3 separate regions of the Mus musculus genome follow, and all the other regions are linked to region 1. A link is a loop called in an ENCODE intact Hi-C map of the cell type or tissue named here. Cell type or tissue: gastrocnemius. All regions are shown on one strand. Each heading gives the region's core, and the rest is flanking DNA. Links, peaks and the distances in the headings are about the cores only.

Region 1 (6,917 bases), core at 842-5,841:
TACTAAACAGTGGCAAAGATGGCAGAACCGAGATCTCTAATCTCTCAAAAGAAAAGTTGGAGGCAGAGTCATTCGGCCTTAGCAGAAAATGATGGCATGTCCTGAAGAGGAAGAGAAGCCCAGTAACTGAGAAAGAAAATGTAGCAGTAGAGTCCCTCTGGGCCAATGTGGAAGTTTCTAGAACAAGATAACCATGGGATACTATGTAAATCTATATCCTTCCTCCTCCACTTCCAATACCCAGTCCTAACAGGGTGTGGTACAGATGAGGTTAGGCAATGGCAATCTGCTAAATACATTTAAGAATTTACACATACATATTCATACACATACATGAACATATACCTCTGCATAAACATTTTAAACAGATCCTTTCAAATTTGGAAATTTTGGTTCTGTACCCTTTTATCTTTTTTTTTTAAAGATTTATTTATTTATTATATGTAAGTACACTGTAGCTGTCTTCAGACACACTAGAAGAGGGCATCAGATCTTGTTACAGATGGTTGTGAGCCACCATGTGGTTGCTGGGATTTGAACTCCGTACCTTTGCAAGAGCAGTCGGGTACTCTTACCCACTGAGCCATCTCACCAGCCCTGTACCCTTTTATCTTAAACCTCTGATATGACCTTCTTACATTTCAAACATTAAAAAAAGTAGGCAGCTTAAATCTCTGCCTTAATAAAGGAGAGGCAGGGTGGGAAGGGCTAGGGTTTCTGTTCTTCAATGCCGATGGCATTTTCATTCTCAATACCTTCCCCTCAAGACTACAGCAAAAGGAAAGTGAATGCTCTCTGACTCTCAGAGATGTAAACGGCATGGACCAGAAGGAACGCTCCCATTCCCCATGGGCCTGGGCTTTTGTTGCATAAGAGTCAAATGGTACCTAGGAAAGGAAGAAACGCCTGCAGTTTACAGTTGACCTTACAGTTTACCTCGACCTCAGCCACATGACATGTTACTGGCTCCCCTGAGGATCTAAGAGGTAGTTAGCAGGGCTGACAGGCATATAGGACCTGCACACAGTTCAGTATAAGCAAGGCAAAGTGACAGGAAGAGAGATTAAAAAAAAAAAAAAACTAGGGGAAAGGATCCTTGGTAGCAGTTTTTTTCTAGAAGAAAGTTCATGCCTTTCCTTCATGCCTAGACATACTGTCTTCCACTGGCCTCTGAATCCCAGCTTAGAATTCAAACAAGCTTTCTACTTGATCCAGGGGACAGACAAAAAGGAATGGGTGACCCTTCCCTCCTTCCCAAACTAGTAGGCTAAGACTTGAGGCAGATATCTGGGTTTGTAGTCAGCATTTTCAGTTGAAGATGTGTGGGTACCACGGCTGCAAGGACACTTGCTGGCTCTCCTTCCCATGTCTGGGGAGGATGCACTGGACATTGTCCTTGCTTTTGGCTACCCACCTCCACACACGCCATCCAGTATTATACAAATGAGAAGCACCAGGGGATGCTTATTCTAGACTCTGCCACTGTGTTGGGGTGGTCACTGAATGCTGCCATCTTCGCCTGCAGGATATTTTTGGCTTCTGGCTTACATGTGCTAACATGTGTAAACTTGCCTGGTAATTTTCCTTTGAGAAGGTGCCAGTTATGCACAGTTCTGTTTTGACAGTTTAACTCCTTACTTGCTTCTTAAATACCAAGTCAAATATTTTCTGTTCTTAATATTCTCCTTTCTACTTTCAGAAGAGTATGACTTCATTCCCATGTAATATTCCTCTACCGGCTTTTGCAAACTATGAATATAGTCCAGTGACGTCTTATCTTTTCTGCCATCATTTAGTGGTAAGAGCCCCATTTCCCAGAGTAAATTTGTGTGTTGTTGAATTACAGCAGGAGAGGTTGAGCTGTCTGGGAAAGTTTGGTCACATTTTACCATGTTTATCTCTGGCTGATTTCATTTTATTTTTTTCATTATTTCTACCAAGGTTAATCCCACCCTATGAATTCGAGATCTTGGGATGTAAATCGCGGGTCAGTGTTTTTATCTATGACAAATCATATTAGATTCAAGGTTCCATTGATGCCAGTTCTTCCTCGGGCTGATTATTTCTACTGGCAATGCTTATCATAAATTAAAGGACAGCTTTTATTTGTTTCTTAGCACCTGGAGCCCAATGTGGACATTCTAGATGTAAAACAAGATTCAAGTTATGGGGTTATGACAGGATGCTTTCTGTAAACACAGTGAACACAGAGTCAGATCTCACAATATGGCCATTAATTCAAAGGTTAGGATGCAGACAAAGAGCCTCTCAGATTAAACTTAGAGAAATGTGTGCTTGGCCTCAGTGCTCAAACACTGAGATGGCCTGAAGGGTGGTTCATAACTATCCCTTGAGAGTCTAGATTGTGAAGCCTGCTCAGCCGGATGCTGGGCCATGTCAGGCCTCACCCTGTATCTGAAGGAAGCACAACACCAGGGGGAAAGGCTCTAACTGTAGTGAGGTGACTGTGACGGGCAAGCATCCTTGCCTCCAGACCAGGGAGGCTGGACAACTCAGGGTGAGAGTGAGCAGACAGGTTGACATGTCATAAAGCAGAGTCTGTAGGAAATATGCTCTGGGCTCCCAGGGCAGTTGAAATGAGGCTTGTCATCTTAGGAGGAAAAGGAGTTAGGAAAGGGAGGACAGGAGGACACACACACACACACACACACAAACACACACTTTTTCTACATAGCAAGACCAGTTTTCCCTTTGTGTATGCAAGTTTTAGACATCCTTGTCCATTGATCAGACGCCCAGGCACCATCCCTGCTGTCTCTCCTTGAGCCCACGGATATCATGGCCAGGTGAAAGATACTCCAGACCTTCTGAACCATCACAGAACATGTATCCACTAAGAATCCTAGTTAGGAGAGCCACTGGGCCTTTGCTCACATGTCCTTTCCAATTTGTTTGCAATATGAGCAGGCCCTCTATGAAAGACCCTCGGAGCCAGCATCTATCTCTCACCTCCACTCACAGAATTTTGATCAGAATGAGATATGGTAGAAATAAGAGACCAAATCTACTTTCCTTGCTTGAACAAGTCCCCTCCCTCTTCAGAAATAAGTTTGTAAATCTTGCTGGGCCAAGCTTTGTTTGTTTACTTATTTGCCTTTGCATTGTCAGTTCTGTTCTGTCCCAAATAAAAAATGAGAGCAGAGAACACCCTTCTTCCTGATGTCCGAAAGAGCAGTTTACTTACGCCCAGCTGTTAGCATTACTTTGTCCTTCCCTGAACTCTTTAGTCAGACACATAATGCTAAGTTCTGCTTTTATAGCTTATTTTTCAGGTGTATTATTTATTTGTTCAGTCTTCTTCACAGGCACAAGGGCCTCCCGAGAACTTCAAAGATCACCACCAACAGGACACTGGCTCATCCTTTGCTGCTTCTTCACGGAGGGCAAAAGGAGCTGTAGAGTGGGCCAGCAAGAGGGGCATAATGGATGTGAGAAGGGCTAGATTCCAAGGTGCACGCTAAGATGGGATGCAAATCAAGTGTAGTTCATCAGGTGCCTTTCCAGCAGCTCCTGGATGGATCTCACCCTGGCTGTCATTCAAAATGGACAGTGCTCATGTGGGAAGACTTCATGTTTCTGTTTCAAGAGAACGAAGAAATCTTTCAGAAAGGAGACAGGGGCCAGAGGGTGTGTGTGAGGAAAGTACAGAGGGGAAGAAGGGGGAAAGAGAGGGAAAGGGAGAGAGAAGTAGAGGGGTGAAAGAAAAGTAGAGGGAGGAAGGAAGGGAGACAGAGACAGAGACACAATCACACCCCCTCCACCACTCCCAATATCTCTGTATTTATCCTTTCCACTTCATCTTTTGAAGTCAGAATCGTAGCCACTAGAGGGCAGCATGCAGTTAGGAAACAGCCACGGCTTTCTTTAAATAAATAAGGGCAACTATTCAGGGAAGGCCATTAAAGCCACACTGTGCTTGTGGTCACCAATTACACGTTCTGTAATGATCAATATGTCATGTTTACCCAATCTGAGCTGAAGGCTATCTGGGACTGAGGCTACCAAAGGCCCCCCTCTCTATGACACATTTAGGTTCCTTCTGCCTCCGTTTCAGGGGACTAGTCTTCCTTACCAGCCATGGTTAGTTTTAGCTCAGGGCTTTGGTTTTGGATTTGTTTTTTGTTTTTAAATACTACCTGCACAAATATAAAGAAGCATGCAAACCAATAAAAACAGATCCTCTCTTAGAAAAAGGAAACAAAAAGCACTTGTACCATGGGCACTCCCCCAAAGAAAAGTGACATCCATTGGCGTGGAGTTACCATTCTCTGGGAGCATATTTTAAGTTATTTTTATTTTTTGACTCAAGTGACCATTGGGTCAATACACAGAAATCATGGCTGCTGCTTTTTTAAAGGCAGGTTTTTCTTGCTTAAAACCCAATGAGTGTCTTCCGTCCCTTCTCAGAATATCTAGTCCAGAGTCATCACTCACACTGAGAACAGCAACCGAGTGACCTCCCATACTCTAAGAGACATTGGTATGTGCAGCTTCCACAGATATTAAGCCCAACCTGGTTTTAAAGTCCAGGAAATGGCATTCTAAACTAAAATCACATGGAATGAAAATAATTGAGAGGATTCAACCCAAGATGACAAAAACCAGTTACTTGGTTCTTCTCCCTCCACCCCAAGTAACACAGCGCAGAGTGCAGCAGAAGCCCTAGCAAGCAGGACAGGGCTCCTGCCCTCTTTCTAGGCATTCTCTCAATGTAACAGTCGTGTGACAAAGCAGCCACAAAGGAAAGGTGGGGCCCAGTTAATTAATTAGATTATTATCTCATGATTAAGTGGAAACTTTGAGTTCTCTCTCACCCATAAAAGCAACAGTCTCACTAGATTTGCCAGAGTGGCTGCAGTTGAGGGTTACCAGTGAGGATGACACAATCAGGAAGTAAGATGGGGGTGGGGGTGGGGGTGGGAGAAGTGAATGCTACTCAGAAACACAGCATCCTTCCTCTGCACAGACTTCAGAAGGGTTCAGACAGCAGATTCACACACACACCACCAAGCCCAAGCTACATCTTAGGTGTTCAACAAATAATTTGTATAGACTGGTGATGGAAGTCAGAAGGCAGCCTCATCTGTCATTTTTTCAATTTATTCTATCTTTTAAGACAGCCTTTTGGGGGGGGGTTACAGATTACCCATTCAGCTACAGTGGGTTTCCAGGACTCTCTAGGCTGGGGTGATAAGTACATAGCAATATGCCTGGCTTTATCACGCATGCTTGTCTTAAGAGATGGAACATGACTCCTCAGGTTTGCTTCCCACTGAGACGTCTCCCCATATCTAAGTTGATATTTGTGGACTGAGCACAATGGCCTAAGGGTGCTTCGGAGCCCATACATTTGACATGCCAAAGAGTTGGGTGTCCTCTCCCTAGGAACTGGTTCTCCTTGACTTTCTCTCCATGGGGACCATCCCCAAAACTTCCAATTTAGTGGGTCTGAGTCTGGGACGAGAAATTTGTTTCTTTTGGAAAATTCCCAGATAATGTTGCAGAATGATCTTTAAGAAAGTCTGTTCTAGAACAACCTAAAGGCCCCTCCCCACCCTGCCCTTTTCTTTGGTAAAGTAAATGCCCTCATTTTTATTCATATTTAAAGTTAGAGACACAAAGAATCTGGCTAGTTGAAGATCTTACTGTATTGCACTCTAGTAAATAGAAGTTTTATTTGCTTCCCAAGAGCAGCCAGAAAACAAATGGCACCTAAAACAGATAAGTAATGACTGACTGAAGCGAGGGACAGCTCTTGTCTAGCACAGTATCAGGCCCTTAGTTCAAACTTCAGCACTGAAATAAGAAAAAAAAAAAGATGCACAATATTTGGACATTCAAGCTTTCTCCCATTTTGGGGTTTTATTTTAGTGGCATGCTGATTGCATTAACAGGAGAAGAAAGCAGAGAATGGGGTAGGACTGGGGGTGAGCCTGTAAAACATGATTTATGAAGTACAGAGCAGGGGGAATTGGGAAAACAGCTTTCCAGATATCTTTGCTCCTCCTCCAAGCTGCCAGGCCCCTCTATGAACACACCTGAGAAGTGGGGTTTCCTGGCAGAGTGTGAACAGGGGTGCTGGCTGTGCTCTTAAGAAGACATTCACATTTTGGTTTCAGATCTGTTCTCATCGAGGGCTAGCATCAAAAGGTGGAGGCAGGGCTTTCTCTACAGTTCTGTGTGCTTCCTTGGGCTGAAATTTATCCAAGGAGTTATTGAAAATAAACCCAGGTTTTTAGAAAAGAGGTCAGGGAGGGGCAGGATGGAACTCTCAGACGAAATTAAGCAAATGTAGTAACAACTGAGATTGTTGTAATTCAAGCCCCTAAAGGGCTTCCTCCCTGAGCACACTGACCCAAACTCCGTCTGCCCTCCATTAAAATCCAAGTGAACTGGTTCTCCATAGATGATATCATAATCTTTCTTAGTTCTAGGGTAGTCAAAATTGCCTCTCTCAAAGAAAAACAAAGAGGATCTGTTGATATTTGATCTAATTGAATGAAATTTACATTGTCTGTCTCTCCCTTCCTCTTACCCACCCCTCCCCCCTTCTTCATTCCTTCCTTTCTTCTTTCTCCCACCCCTGCCTCTAGCTCTCTCTGTCCAAAAGTGTGTGTCCAAAAGTCTACTGTTGCAGAATCACAATACTTGGACACTAACAAACTGTACTCCTGAATGTCTTCAACTACCCATCCTCCACCTTCTTGACACATGCTTTTATGTATGTGTGTATATATACATGCACACATGTGTGTACATCAAGACAAAGAAGCACACAAGAGCACTAGAAACTTTCTGGACCCTATTTCTTGCTCAAGATGAAAGCCTAGTAAATACAAAGTACATTAGAAAGGCCTTCATTAGGGTTAGCCTCATTAAAACTTAATGAAGTTACC
Region 2 (6,917 bases), core at 878-5,877, 470 kb after region 1:
AAGCTTGCAGTCTGGGTTTTCTAAAAAGTAAAAGAGAATTATCATTAGTAGTTCCCAGAATCTCAGAATGAGATTAGAATTACAGTAAAGTATAAAAGCCTAAGAAATACGTTCACCGGACTCTCTCCCTTTGGTGATAATGACATTAGTCAACTGAGGATGGTTTTCATACTTTCAGGATGACAACATGGTTGGCTTTTGCCAACTTGACACAAACCTAGCCATTATCAGGGTAGATGGACTCCATCAACTGTTAATTGATATAGGGGGGGTGTGATACAATCCCTGTGCAGGTAGGTCTGGCATGTATAAAAAACATAGTTCAGAGAGGCAATAAGATGCTTTATAGTGAAAACTAAATAAGAGATCTCATAGAGACAAGATGGCAAGGCCAGTGTAATAGATAGCTATAGAAATGAGCTATTCTCTATATGAACCCCTGTGTCATCTCCCACATTGTTTTGCATTGGTGTGTAAGTTGCTTTCATAATACTAGCAGGATTTGACAAGCACATGTATACTAGGGTTTATGCCCTGGACCAATCCTTTCATGTATGATAGCATATGCAGCCCATTAGGCAGGCAGCTGAGCCAACAGCCAGCACTAATTGCATACATAAGAGTGAGGTTATTTTAGACTATCTAGTGCTAGTAAGAAAAGAAATCTTTGCCTGAGTGACACAAACTAAGTCTATCAGAAGAGCCATCCAGCTGAGGCCTGACTCACATAGAATTGAAGTGCATAGAACATTTATTGTTTTGTGGAGTGGGTCGTTATGCTACATGAGCTAGCTGGCAGAGCCTGTCCTTGTCTGGAGTATCTCCTGGGACAGCATCAGCAATGCCCACCCTATCGCTTGTGCAGAACTGGGACATTTTCACAAGTATGGAGTTTTAACCTGAAAAGGCAGGGCCAGTGTAAGAGGCGGTTAGCCTAAGAGGATGGCATACACTGTTGTCGGCCTTTGCCTGCCTTTCAGACTGCGATTTCCAGATCAAATGGATGGGGAAGCTGAGTTTTGTCACAGTACCAGTAGATCAGGGAGGAAAAGAGGAGAGAAATTGCATGACTTGCTGAGTGGGGCATAGCAACCTGAGTGAGACGACACTTTGTAGTCCGTATCCACTGATAATTAGATGCGTCATAAAAGTGCAGCTATGTAATTGGATTCTCAGCAACACAGTGACTTCCCAGGCTGTTCCCCTAACTCTCTTTGCATTACCACTACCGTTCAAGGAAGTTAAGGCACAGAATAGGAAAAGGACTTAACAAAAGACAAAGTCAATCTCCCAGGACTCTGGAATCCGAGATGCCTGCCAGTTTCAGTGGTGCTGAGACTAAACCACCCCTGAAATAAGCTGTCTCTAGAGCTGAGGACCAGGCTCCCAGAAGTTTACTTGTACCAAGCCACACAGCTACATGTGACCAAGAGGACGTATGAAACTAAGTCTGTGAATCGGAATATCCTGCAGTGATGTGAGACACAAGACATGGGCTGAAGCTCAAAGGATGAATGGTATCATCTAAGGTTCAGTCGAACAATCCTTCTCGCCTCGATCCAGTTGCTCATATGGCCCAGCTGATCATCTGAGACAGCCAAGGACGATAGAAAATACACAGAACAATAACTCGGAGACGAGAAGAGCAAAGGGTTAATGAAGGAAACCTCCACTAAATGTCATTATGACACGGACCGTGAATGACATGATGACATTAGACTTACTTCTAAGCCATCTTCCTCTACTTCTGATAAAGCACCCATGGATGAGGGCCATAAAGGGGCGCATTTGTAAAGCACTGTTTACAACTCACTCCCACCATTCAAATCTTTCAACTCCAAATCTCCTGAGAAGTTATTAAGTCCTAAAGGTAGAGCTCTTGAAAGGATGAATTAATTTACTGATAAGAGCAGACAAGAACATTTCCTCTTCTTCCCCTTCCCTCCTCCTGCTCTGTCCCCAATGCAAGGACAGGCAAGGGACACATCACGAAAATCCATCTCCTGCTGGACCCTGCCCTCAGACTGCCCACCTCCAGACTGTGAGCAACAGACACTCGCTGGTGGTTGGAATTCAGTGGCAAGTCAACCGTACTCTGTCATAGTAGCAAGAACTAGCTGAGACAATGTTTTACAGAATAAAGAAAATATTAACTTAGAGCTTGAGGCACCAGGAGGCTAATAAGTCATTTTGAAAGTATCCTACATGCTGGCATAGGTCTCCATCTTGAACCCAGGTCTTCATCTTGTTCACTGTTTACTGGAACAACCTATACACTCTTCATTGGACTTGGTAAGAATGAAGCGTGAGGTGCTTAAAATTCCCCCAGGACTTGACTCCCATGAGTGTTCAGTGAGAAAGTAGTAAGAAATGAATATGTTGTTCATCCCACAAATATTTGTGGAATGTGAATTCTACCTAGGCCGGATTGTCCATAGGAAGGTTCCAGAAATCCCTCCCTCGTGGAGCTGCTATCCTAGTGCCTGGTAACCTAGAGCACTAACAAATGGAGATGCTGTGTACCTTATGCTATTAGAGAAGTCTTCTGATTTATCCTTACTGTAGCAGCCAGGGCATTTAGTCCCTAATTCTCACCCCAGGCTGGGTACTCACCGACCCAAAAGAGGTCATAACCCACCATGGTTATCCTAGGCCTCTGATCACACCTAGAGCTGCATACAAGGGGAGTACAGGGCCTGACCTTCACACTTCTCTGTACACCTCAGCTCTCTCCCTTCTTGATATCCAGAACTGTTTCCCCAGCCTACACCAAAAGCATTCCAGAAGTCTACAAGGACTAAGTCAACTTAGCGGCATTACCCACAGCTTGCCACCAGAGGTCGCCCTCCCACACAAGCCCAGGCAAACAGAAGCAGCTTTTCCTCCCAGGCACCCGTGACATTATTTTCTTTCTCTATTTTTATCTATTAAAAAGATTTCCTCGCAGCCATAACTTAGATCTCTACACTAAAATGGAGCAACAGGAAGATATAACGGTGCATTTCATTTATGAATGACCTATAATAAATTACTCTGAAGTGTCCCGAGTGCCAGAAGACAGAACGCTTTGTCTGCCCACCGACTGTATTTCACATACTTTAATTTAGCTGACACATAAAACTCATTTGACATTTTGCAGGTATTTTTGAGGAGAAGGGTATGGGGTGGCAGAATGGGACCCTCGTAGAGCTGGGCGGCAAGTGGGCTACTGCGGGGACTTGACGTCCTGGGTGCCAGAAAAGGATATTTGGTTCTTGTTGAGGGTTAAGGTGTGCAAGTGGGGTAACCCTGGCAACACGAGGTCGTCTCCGAGCAGATTGTTGTCTAAAATGAGCTCCTCCAGGCTCCTGAATGCACTCAGTCCTTCCAGTGACCTGCAATGACAAAGGCAAGGGGGGGGAAAGATCCTGCAGTAAATCAGAGAGGCCATTATGAGCCGAAATAAATATTTTAACCTTCCCTTTCAGAACTGGGAATAGTTTGGGCTTGGTGCCTGTCAGCAGAGTGAATGACAAGAATTAGTAGCAGGGAGCCGGGGTGGGGGCGAGGGGGAGAAAGGGGCCCCGCTGGCACTCACCGCATCCTTCACGAATTGCCAACATGAAGGATGAGGGTCACTTATTGAGAAGCCAGGATCCAAAACAAAGGGCTTCAGATACGGCCTGCAGGATAAATTTGTCAATGTCTTGTGCCTTCAGGCACCCAGCCTGGGCTGACCCTAACCTCCATTCCCAAGATAAATAACTCTGTCACAGTTCACCTTCATTCCCTGGACACAAATTTAAGCTGTCATCCATCATTCCTGCCTAGAAATCTCATACCCCTCTTACAATAATAAATATAACTTCAAGTATCATTTCTTAGCGGTTCTGCTATGTACAGTCATAGGGGAAACGGCCAGGAAGGCAGCTTTTCTCTCCCCTTACGTCCTCCCATCCTTGGGCTTGCTCTCTCTCTCTCTCTCTCTCTCTCTCTCTCTCTCTCTCTCTCTCTCTCTCTCTCCTCTCTCCTCTCTCCTCTCTCCTTTTTCTTCCTTTCTTCCTTCCTTTCTGTTTTTCTTTTTTTTCCTTTTTAGCTAATCACTTAATTTGCTACTGCCTAGCATCCCTATGGCTGCCTGACAGGGAGGAATTACATAAGCACTCCAGGCCGAGGAGAAAGCCTTTTCTTCTTTCATTATTTCTTTTTCCTTGGTTTTGGTTTTGTGTAGGGACAGGCTGGGAGCATTTCTGCTTCAAAGCCCTGGTCTGAAGTTTTAATTTATGGAATGTGGGTTTTTTTTTCCCCCAGCATAGAGTATAGCAGTGTAGATTTTAAGGCAGTAAATAAAAAAGGCATTAAGGATTAAGCATGGGTTTCAAAGATAAAAAATACTCTAAGAGAAAGGGAAAGAAGGCTTCCTTTACCCATGTAGTCTGAAATTAGCTCTTCACCTGAGGGAGGGACCCTCGGGAGTGTTTGGAGTGGAGGGGACCACGAGGCAGCTGTGCACAGATGCTTGCCTGGGCACACACAAATGGTAATTAAAGGGAGTCAAAAGTCCCAGGGCTTTTGCAGCTTGCTCACCAGCCAGGCCCAGGAGATATGCTGCTGAGCTTGCATCGGCTGGAGCCTGGTGAGGCACAGGGCCGTGAAGGGAAGACACATATTCAGTCCCTGGCTGGTCTATAAAGTACGGCCAACCAGAATGTCTGCCACATATTTGTTTACTGACTGTGCCAATGCTAAGGCCCTGTCACCTTGTGTGCGTTCTGTGTGCACCCCTGGCCATGGGCTTTAGCAGGGAAGCTTTCCCCAGGTACCCATGATTCCATGGTAAGCTTTCTGACAGAGGGTTCCCCAAACCAAGGGTAGGAGTAGAGCATGCTCATGAAATCTTTGGTTGCTCCCATCTGAATGTCCAGTGTCATGTGGTCTTACTCTGGCTCTAGAGCCCAGAGCATAAGGGCTCTGAGGTCAGTGCTATGTGCTGTGTAGGCAAACATGAAAAACTGCCTGCACTTTAATTTAGGGTCATCCTGTTTCATAGGCTTCTGGGAAGCAAAACAACTCCCTCCTTTGGGGGGCTTAGGAGTGGGCTACGGAGCTTTGTCTCGGCTCCTCCATTTCCCTGTAGCCTGAACTGGGGCATCCCGAATGCCTGCTGGCTCTGTGTGCCTCCCACCTCAGAGGACAATGGTATTCTCGCTCAGGGCTGCCTCCCCTTGCCATCCATTAGCTTGTCCTGAGACCTGGGGGTAGGGGAAGAGTGTGGTGGAATCGTATGGGGTGGGCAGGGAATCTTTGGGCTTTCTGAAGCCCTTGGCTTTTTTTGTCTGCTTGTTTAAAGCTGGCTCCCATATATTCCAGGCTGGCCTCAAATGCATTATGAATCCAAGAATGACCTTTGAACTTCTGACCTTCCTGCTTAAACCCACCCAGTTTGGGAGATATCTGCATGCTCCATCAGGCCTAGTTGGTGGGTTTCTGGGAATCAGATACTGAATAAAAAGTCAAGTTCTCAACCAAATGAGCTATGAGTCCCTTTCTCCACGGGAGTCAGCGAACCAAGCTCATTAGCCACAACTGTTTCAGGGACAGGGCCCTGCTTGCCACAGGGAGAGTGGAGACCCACCCCCACTCAACAGGAAGCCTTCTGAGAAGCTAATAAGTTCTTTGTGCACCAACATCAGATGGGGCTCTGCTCAAAGGCACCATTTAGATACATACTGTTCCAAGGTATGTTATGTAAATATTGTTTTGTTTTGTTTTGTTTTTTATCATGAGACACAGCAAAGGGTTGGCAACCAGCAAGGAGAAGAAAAACTTCCTTCCGACACTGCTCCTAAATGGCAGAAAACAAAAATGACGCAGGATGAAGAGGGCAAAGCCAGTCCACCACAGGGGTACTGCCCCGCTCCCAAGGCTGCTTCTTTCTCCACAGTACAGGCCACACACATCAGAGCTCTGTATGGGAGTGAGACCTCAGAGAAGAGTCCCCCACCCCACCCCCAATCTGCGTCTCTTGTCTGGTTTCCAGATTCTTTTTTTTCCTGTGTAATGTTGCTAGTGCTCAGTAAAAGGAGATCTGTGCAGTGCGGGAGGGAGGATGCTGATGAATAAAGTCCTGTTTTCATGGCTGCTGTGGGTACACTCGAGGATGTGTTTAACTAAATTGAGAGCCCAGGGGCCGGAGGCAGGAGGTTCAGGACACCACGAAGGAGAGACATCAGGGGAAGGACTTGTGGAGTTCCAACTCCAATGGTCTGCTGGAGGGCAGTGAACACACTGTGGAAAAGGGCTTCAGTTTTTACTTGGAAATCTTTTTCCAGTTACTGTTATTGTTGTTGTTTTCCAAAAGAAATTATTAGGAAGAAGTAGTTTCTTGTGACAATTCCTCTATTCCAGATTCCTGCAGGTAGATATTCAATGTTATATAAAGTGACGAGATTTTAAAAAAGAAAGAGAGAGCGAGAGCGAGCGAGGGTGAGAGAGAGAGAGAGAGAGAGAGAGAGAGAGAGAGAGAGAGGAAGGAAGGAAGGAAGGAAGGAAGGAAGGAAGGAAGGAAGGAAAAAGAGGGGAGGGGAGGGGGAGGGGAGGGGAGGGGAGGGGAGGGGAGGGGAGGGGAGGGGAGGAGAGGAGAGGAGAGGAGAGGAGAGGAGAGGAGAGGAGAGGAGAGGAGAGGAGAGGAGAGGAGAGGAGAGGAGAGGAGAGGAGAGGAGAGGAGAGGAGAGGAGAGGAGAGAAGAGAAGAGAAGAGAAGAACAGAAGAGAGAAAGCAAAGGCATAATAATTCAGACATGACAGCCCTTTCCTGGGATGGCAATGGTAGTTTCAGGGAAGATGGTAATGTGGCCTGAGCTAATGTGTAAACTGCAAAATGCACCCCAAAATGAGAGCCTGATGCAGAGTTGATTGTCACTCCAGTGTTATTTGCTG
Region 3 (6,917 bases), core at 1,058-6,057, 230 kb after region 1:
TGATAGGATTTCAAGTATGTGACATTGTGTTCTCTGGGCTTCTTTAAATATGGATTCTAGGAATCAAACTCACCTCCCCGTGCTTGCAGGGCAAACATGTTAACAAAGGAGGAAACACATTAGGAATCAAGGAGTAAGAGAATTCAGACAGAAAAATTAAGGGACAAAGTGTGATATACAAGCTAATATCTCATGAGCATATACTGAGAGTTTTTGGAACACTTGGCTTTCTGACGTGTTGTGCCCTGTTATTAACCTTCTTTGAAAAGTTTGAAAACTGAGACAAATTAAATAAGGAACCCACCCAAGACTATGTGGCTCTTATGTAAAACCTTTGGGGAGAGAGAGAACAAATTGGTCTAACCCTGGAGCTAAGCTACTCCCTAACCCACACACACCCTCTCTGCAAAGTAACTCTCAGAGTATATGAGCGCCAGCCACAGGCTAATATGCCATTCCACTCCTCCATCACTGTTCATACAACTTCATGTGCAGAACTCTGGAGCTCACATCTGTGGTAGCCAGGTCCCAAATTAACAATGAATACATATGTAGCAGAGGATGGCCTAATCGGCCATCAATGGGAGGAGAGGCCCTTGGTCCTATGAAGGTTCTATGCCCTAGTATAGGGGAATGCCAGGGCCAGGAAGTAGGAGTGAGTGGGCTGGGGAGCAGGGGGAGGGAGAGGGGATAGGGGATTTTCAGAGAGGAAACTAGGAAAGAGAATAACATTTGAAATGTAAATAAAGAAAATATCTAATAAAACAGAAAAGAAAAATAATGAAATAAATATATATATATGAAGCAAAGATAAATGAAATGAAATAAATACTTTTTTTAAATAAAATAAAAAAAAAAGAACGTCTTATAGCACCTAGGAAGGTAACTGCTCAAAGCACCAAGAAAGAGTTATCAGTTAAGGAGGGGCTCATTAACAGGCTGAGGAGTTGTGGTAAAAGGAGAACTTCATAATAAGAAATAATCATAACCTACCCAAAGAAATATGGCAGAGTAGGGGTTAGTACTGCTGCTCAGTAGTCCGTGGTACAGCTCTCATTTATGTAACACACACACACACACACACACACACACATATAAGAATATACACACGAGAAGTAACACACACACACCAGAATACAATCAGCCGGGAACCATCATCATGTGCTGTAGGAACGATATTTCCTGAGCAGTGGTCACATGCCATTTTATAGACTTCCTTCCATCTATCTCTACAGCTTGGGATGTAACCATGGGATGCACAGGCTTTGTTAGAAATATTTTACAGATAGGACTACTGGGACTAAAGGGGGGCAGATAACTGGTCAGAGAGAGTTGGTATGTGAAGAATTTAGAAGTTTGAGCAGTACATTTTGATTTCCAGGGAGGGGTGGAAGCACTGTACTGCAAACCTAATATTCACAGGTACCTGTAAAGACATTCCTCTTGGGTTTACTTCGTATATGTAGGAAAGCATGTAATATATTTGTAGTGAAGTTCAATCCATGCTAAGATGCAACATGTTTTACGTAGAGATATGTAACTAAAACTGTCATCTTGTCTAATAAGAAAATGATTAACAGTGCTATGGAGGCACAAGAGTCTTTCACACCTGTTTTGGCTTTGAGGATCATATAAAGGACTTTGTTGGAATCAGACTTCTTCAAGTCACCAAAGCCAATAGCAAGCCTCTGCAAAGGTTTTGGGAACTGCTGTGAACCAGATATTGAAACTTCCTTGGTGTTTACCCACAACTTAATCTAAAAGGAACATAGAAAGATTAATCGTTTCCTAGTTGTATCACCAAAATTCACTATTATTTATGCTTTTGAGCTTTTGAGCTTACTTGGGTCCATTGCAGCTACCGGATATTCCATCTCTTCCCAGTTCTCTGGTGACATCACTTTGGTGTCTCAGAGTGGGGTTGATGGTAGAATTTCCAAATGGTGCAGATTAGGGTTTGATGTATAGGCCTGCTGTTTTGCTAAATTTAAGAAGGTAGTGGAGGAAATATTAATGATGCAGATTAAACACAATAGGGTTCTGTATCTATATCCATTAATTATGAATAATACAAAAATCTGAAGAAATAGCCATCTGATATACAAAAGCCGTTTCCAACTGGGTAAAGTAGCTGCTGGCATTGATGAATGACTAAAGTTGTGATGTGCTCATTAAGATAAAGGGACAAACAGCAGCCTGCACTCCTGTCAGAGGTACTCTTGTTATCAATTACAACCACAGATACAGGCAGCAGATACCAGAGTTGGGCCCAAATCATTCTAAATGTCTGAGAGAATCAAGCAGCTGGATAAAAATTTGGGAGATTATATACGCTTGCTTAACTTCTACCAACTATGTTCTATATATCTATAAGGTAAATTAATATATAATAATTTATGTATATGTATGACATATTCATACATTTTATACAGAGGCCTTGCCAAACATATATCCAACACACACACACACACACACACACACTATATATATATATATATATATATATATATATATATATATATATATATAGTCTTTTAACCAGTAACAACATAGGGAGCATGTTTGAAGTTGTGAAGGAAAGGGGTTATTTTCTGGCCCAAGAAAAAACACAACAATAACAACCTAATTAAGCTTCAAGGATTCCACCTTTGACAGTTCCAAAATTTGTGTATTGTTTTCCTCATTTTCTCTGCTCAATGTTTCCAAGATTTAGAGATAGGATCTTTTTGGCTGTGTGATTTTACTTTTTTTTTACTTAAATTCTTTAGGCCATACTATTCTTGACTATAAAACACAATGGTAACAATAGTTATAAGCAGAAGGAAAAAGAAGAGCAGGAGGAGGAGGAGGAGACCAAGATACAGTAAACATTTCTGGCTACTTTGTGCCTATAACTGTGTTTATCACTTTCCAAGTATTTATTAACTCACTCAGTCTCCAGCAGTACCCTACAGTTACAACTCCCAGTTTGGTTTTATAGAAGAGGAAGCTGAAAACCAACCAAGTTAAGAAATTGGAGTAAGACCTCATTCCGGTTCTTGAGTTACCAGGAGCGCTGGAGCTGAGCCAGAAATCCAGGCAGTGTTCCTCCAATAGCCCCTGCCTGGACTAGCACAATGAACGCAGACCCTCATTAGTTAGTATCAAAGGAGACACTGATCTTTCCTACCACTTATAACATATTAACTACGGTTTCTTTGTGTTCCTCTAATTTCATACCCTTACAACTTGACTCTAAGCTTCTTAAGAGACAAACATGCACAGCTCTTCTCACCCTTCCCAGCATCCACCTGCAGTGTGTGTAAGTGCCTACTCAATGAATGTGCTTTCATGCACCGTACATCTCACTTACTGAACTCTGAGGCCCTAAGTGATAACCAAAATCAGTCTACAGATGCACTGTGTAACTGCAAGGGATTAGCCATCTTCAGCAAATCACTGCCAATGGCATTTTCCATCTGGTTTTGTAGGGCTGTCGTGGAAATAATATTATGTCATGGTAGTCCTACAGGCTTGATTTATTTTGGCTTAAAAGGAGGAACTTGTCTCATGTGTCCTTCTTCCTCTCACAGAGGTTTTTATTTTTATTTTTCCCCCCTTCTCAAGGGCTGAGGGTCAAGTTCTGTCCTTGGAACCAAAGTAGTTTTCCAAAATGAGGTGAAGCAGCCTTGTCAAGCTGGGCCAGATCTGCTGTCAGAGCCTTTCCCAAATACATCAGGCCCTCTGCTTGTAAAAATAAATTGATACCAATGCACGAAATTTATTAGGAGATGACAGCCCGGTTCATAATGGAAATATGGAGAAAACATCATCCTTCAAAGCTGACAGTTTATCCATCATGCCTCAGATTCCTGAGATAGAAGCAGACGCTGTCACATGCAATCCGCTGAGGACACATCTTCTTGGGTTTCCTTATGACAGGAAACTGAAATAATCCAGAAGAAGGGAAGGGCTTGTGCTATCCTTAATGTGCTCAGCCATATATTTTCAGCATCACAGAAGGACCATGTGGCCAAGGCAATGAATGATGGAGGAAGTAGGGCGGCTGGAACTCTCAAAGGCCTCTCCTTTTCTCTTGGGGGTGATGAACTGGGGCAGAGGTCACAGGGGGTTATGGACCATGGTGATGGACAGCAATGCCCTGCTATGCATGAACAAAACCAACAGGTGGCAGAACAGCCCTGAGCACAGGCCACAGCTGGCTCAGCTTCAAGTCTGAGGTCATCTTGCCCTCCCTACATATTCTGCTCAGTTTTTTTATGTCTATTGATAAATTGGAGACAATTTAGAAGAGCCATTTTAATGAGGGATCGATGCAAGAATATTTCTGGGGATCACACGGGGCCTGATTCTCTGCAAGCTTAATGAGACAACCTGCTGCACCTTGTATGAAATAATTGTGTATTCAAAGCTCTTTTGCAAAATATAAGTTTGGTAGTAAATTAGAATGAAGTAAACATGATATTAGAGGAGAAAAAAATTATTATCAATTTCATTTAAACATATTTATATTTCAGACTTCATTCTTTGGAGGTTCAAAGTTATTATGGTTAGGAACTTTTTAATGTATTTATTTTTAAATACTTATGTTTTTATGTATTTGTATATGTGTGTGTGAGCCTTTATGGGTTTATGTACACCATGTATGAGTAGGAGCCTATGGAGTCCAAGAGAGTGCATCCGATTCCATGGAATTGGAGTTAACATGTGGCTGAGAGCAGCCAGGTGGGTGCTGGTAACTGAACCCAGGTCCTCTGCAGTGGCAATAAGTGCCCTTAACCCCTGACCCATCTCTTGAGTCTCTGGGAAGCTTTTTAAATGAGATAATTCAAACTTTCAAATGCACAGAAAGTTATCAATATGAAACAGAAATCTAAACAGATAAGGACAATCTTAATGGCCTCTTAGTCTATTTTTAAATATTGTGTGTGTGTGTGTGTGTGTGTGTGTGTGTGTGTGTGTGAATGTATGCCATGTCTGTGCACACAGAGAGAAAAAGAGGACACTGCATTTCTCAAAGCTGAAATTACGGGTAGTTGTAGGCTACCAGACAGAGGCTCTGGAAATGAAGCAGGAGCCTTTTCAAGAGTAGCAAGTGCTCTCCACACTGAGCTGTCTTGCCAGGCCAACCTGAAATTGTTAACCCAATCTTTATATGAGGAAGGAAAATCTTAAAGGTTCCATTTAAATGTGAATGTGGCTGGGTATAGTGGCTCCTGCTTACAAACCCAACTTTGGTAAAGTTTTGGAAGGGGGTTGTTAAAAGTTCAAGGCTAGTCTTAGCTACAGAGTGAGTTCTATGTGAAAAGACTTATCACCGTGGGTGGTGGTGACTCAGCTCAGTGGGTAAAGGTGCTGGCTGTTGAGCTAGACACACTGAATTCAATATCCAGAGGGACCCTCATGGTGGGAGGAGAGAACTCACTGCTACAAGTTGTTTTCTGGTCCAGGTGTACACAGCAAGATACATGTTCAAACATGTACATCACACACACACACACACACACACACACACACACACACACACACACAGCCACATGCACCAATGAATACAATTTTTTAAGAATTAAAAACTTATTATCCAGACACTTACACATCAGTGCTTGCTGTGGCATTACTCACAGTAGCTAAGTTATGGGAACTACCTATCTGTCCAACAGCAGAGGAACAGAGGAAGAAAGCATGGAGCACTTGCACAATGGAACATTTCAAGCCATTAAAAAAGGATGAAGTTACACCATTAACCGGGAAATGGATGCAACTGAAGTAGCTACAGTAAGTGAATAAGTCAGCCTCAGAAAGATACGTACTGCATGTTTTCTCTTCTTTGTGGATCGCAAGGTTTGTAAAGATACAGACAATCATATATGTACAGATGGTGTGCAAGTACAAGAGAAACTCACTAGTGCAACAGACCAAGGGGAGGATCGATGTGAGAAAGGGGGTGTGCTCAGTGTGCGTCATCCACTTCCACAGAAATGGCCTATGTGACACAGAACTAAGTGCAATAAAAAATAACCACATGAATTTAAAATAAAAAAAGTGACTAAGGTACAAGGCATCTTTGCTTGAGTGTCCGACTAGTTAGGAAACCATTACTACATACAGGACACTGCAAATAAACTGTCATGTTCGCTCTGTTATAAGGGGTTGCATAGGATATGTGTATGCTATGAGTAACACTGAGTTAGCCCAAATCCTGATCCAAAGATTGTGCGTTGCTTCACTCCTCGAAACACATCCCCAAGAACAGCAGGAGGATTAAGCTACATGACTGTTAGGTCCTTATTCACAGGTACCAGGGTTGAAGATGCACAAGAGGATCTCTAACTCTGAGACTGCAGATCCTTCACATATCGTCTCTCTATGAAGCAAGTGAGCTTCTAATTGTCCTCTTTTGTTTTAGCCAATCTTCTCAAGCCCCTGTCTTAAGCAAGGCCTGAAAGTCTGTTGATTTCACGTGTCCAAAGTAAACAGCTCTGCCTTTTCCCTTGGCTTCCTCTGTGAGCACGCGCCAGCATGACTACACATTCATCCAGAGTTTATTTCAATGTTAGTGGGAAACAAGCCGTTTCCCAGCTTAATGAATAGCATCAGTGTCTGCCTTTTAACCAAAAATGTGACCTTAAACTTGATGGATCTCACCAGAAGGCACATTTTCGAATTACTTTTCTATTGGAGGCTTATGAATATAGTTCCCCAAATTATTGTGACAGCTGTGGGGTAGTGGCTGTGTCTCAGACTCAGACGTCACAAAATGGGAGAGTCACTTCTGAACGAGGGAGGGGGGGTAAGCATGGGGAAGAAAGCAAGACCCATACCAGGGAGAGGAACACAAAATCCAACTCTTTCGAGCCTTGAGCAACAGATTAGTCCTGGGAGGTAGCTGAAACCTTGCCTTTTCTGTCACCGCCATT

The links. A loop is a pair of places that touch in the nucleus more often than their neighbours do. Peaks named below come from ENCODE experiments on the same cell type or tissue, not always from the same donor. Only the 100,000 strongest peaks of a DNase experiment are listed, where the experiment ranks them.
Region 2: a loop joins it to region 1, with 2.3 times the contacts of the local background. A loop is called at or near these places in 16 of 42 quality-filtered maps.
Region 3: a loop joins it to region 1, with 2.7 times the contacts of the local background. A loop is called at or near these places in 18 of 42 quality-filtered maps.

What each region holds. Positions count from the first base shown.
Region 1 is chr14:23,043,515-23,050,431 of GRCm38, reverse strand. The region is part of intron 6 of Lrmda (leucine rich melanocyte differentiation associated); the gene reads right to left. All of the region lies in intron 2 of Gm10248 (predicted gene 10248), which reads left to right. Among named protein-coding and RNA genes, the nearest start is that of Gm10248, 48 kb to the left of the region's middle. In gastrocnemius, for the core only: a CTCF peak has its summit at 3,853 (motif pointing right); a DNase peak (open chromatin) is centred at 3,852.
Region 2 is chr14:22,574,305-22,581,221 of GRCm38, reverse strand. Lrmda (leucine rich melanocyte differentiation associated) reads right to left here. Exons shown (of 7, transcript NM_028275.1): 3 at 3,248-3,374. Among named protein-coding and RNA genes, the nearest start is that of 4930405A10Rik, 35 kb to the right of the region's middle. In gastrocnemius, for the core only: a CTCF peak has its summit at 2,840 (motif pointing right); DNase peaks (open chromatin) are centred at 2,830, 3,302 and 3,539; H3K4me3 peaks cover 380 bases; H3K27ac peaks cover 493 bases.
Region 3 is chr14:22,814,763-22,821,679 of GRCm38, reverse strand. All of the region lies in intron 5 of Lrmda (leucine rich melanocyte differentiation associated), which reads right to left. Among named protein-coding and RNA genes, the nearest start is that of Gm30926, 17 kb to the right of the region's middle. In gastrocnemius, for the core only: a CTCF peak has its summit at 4,159 (motif pointing right); DNase peaks (open chromatin) are centred at 3,068 and 4,169; H3K27ac peaks cover 1,586 bases.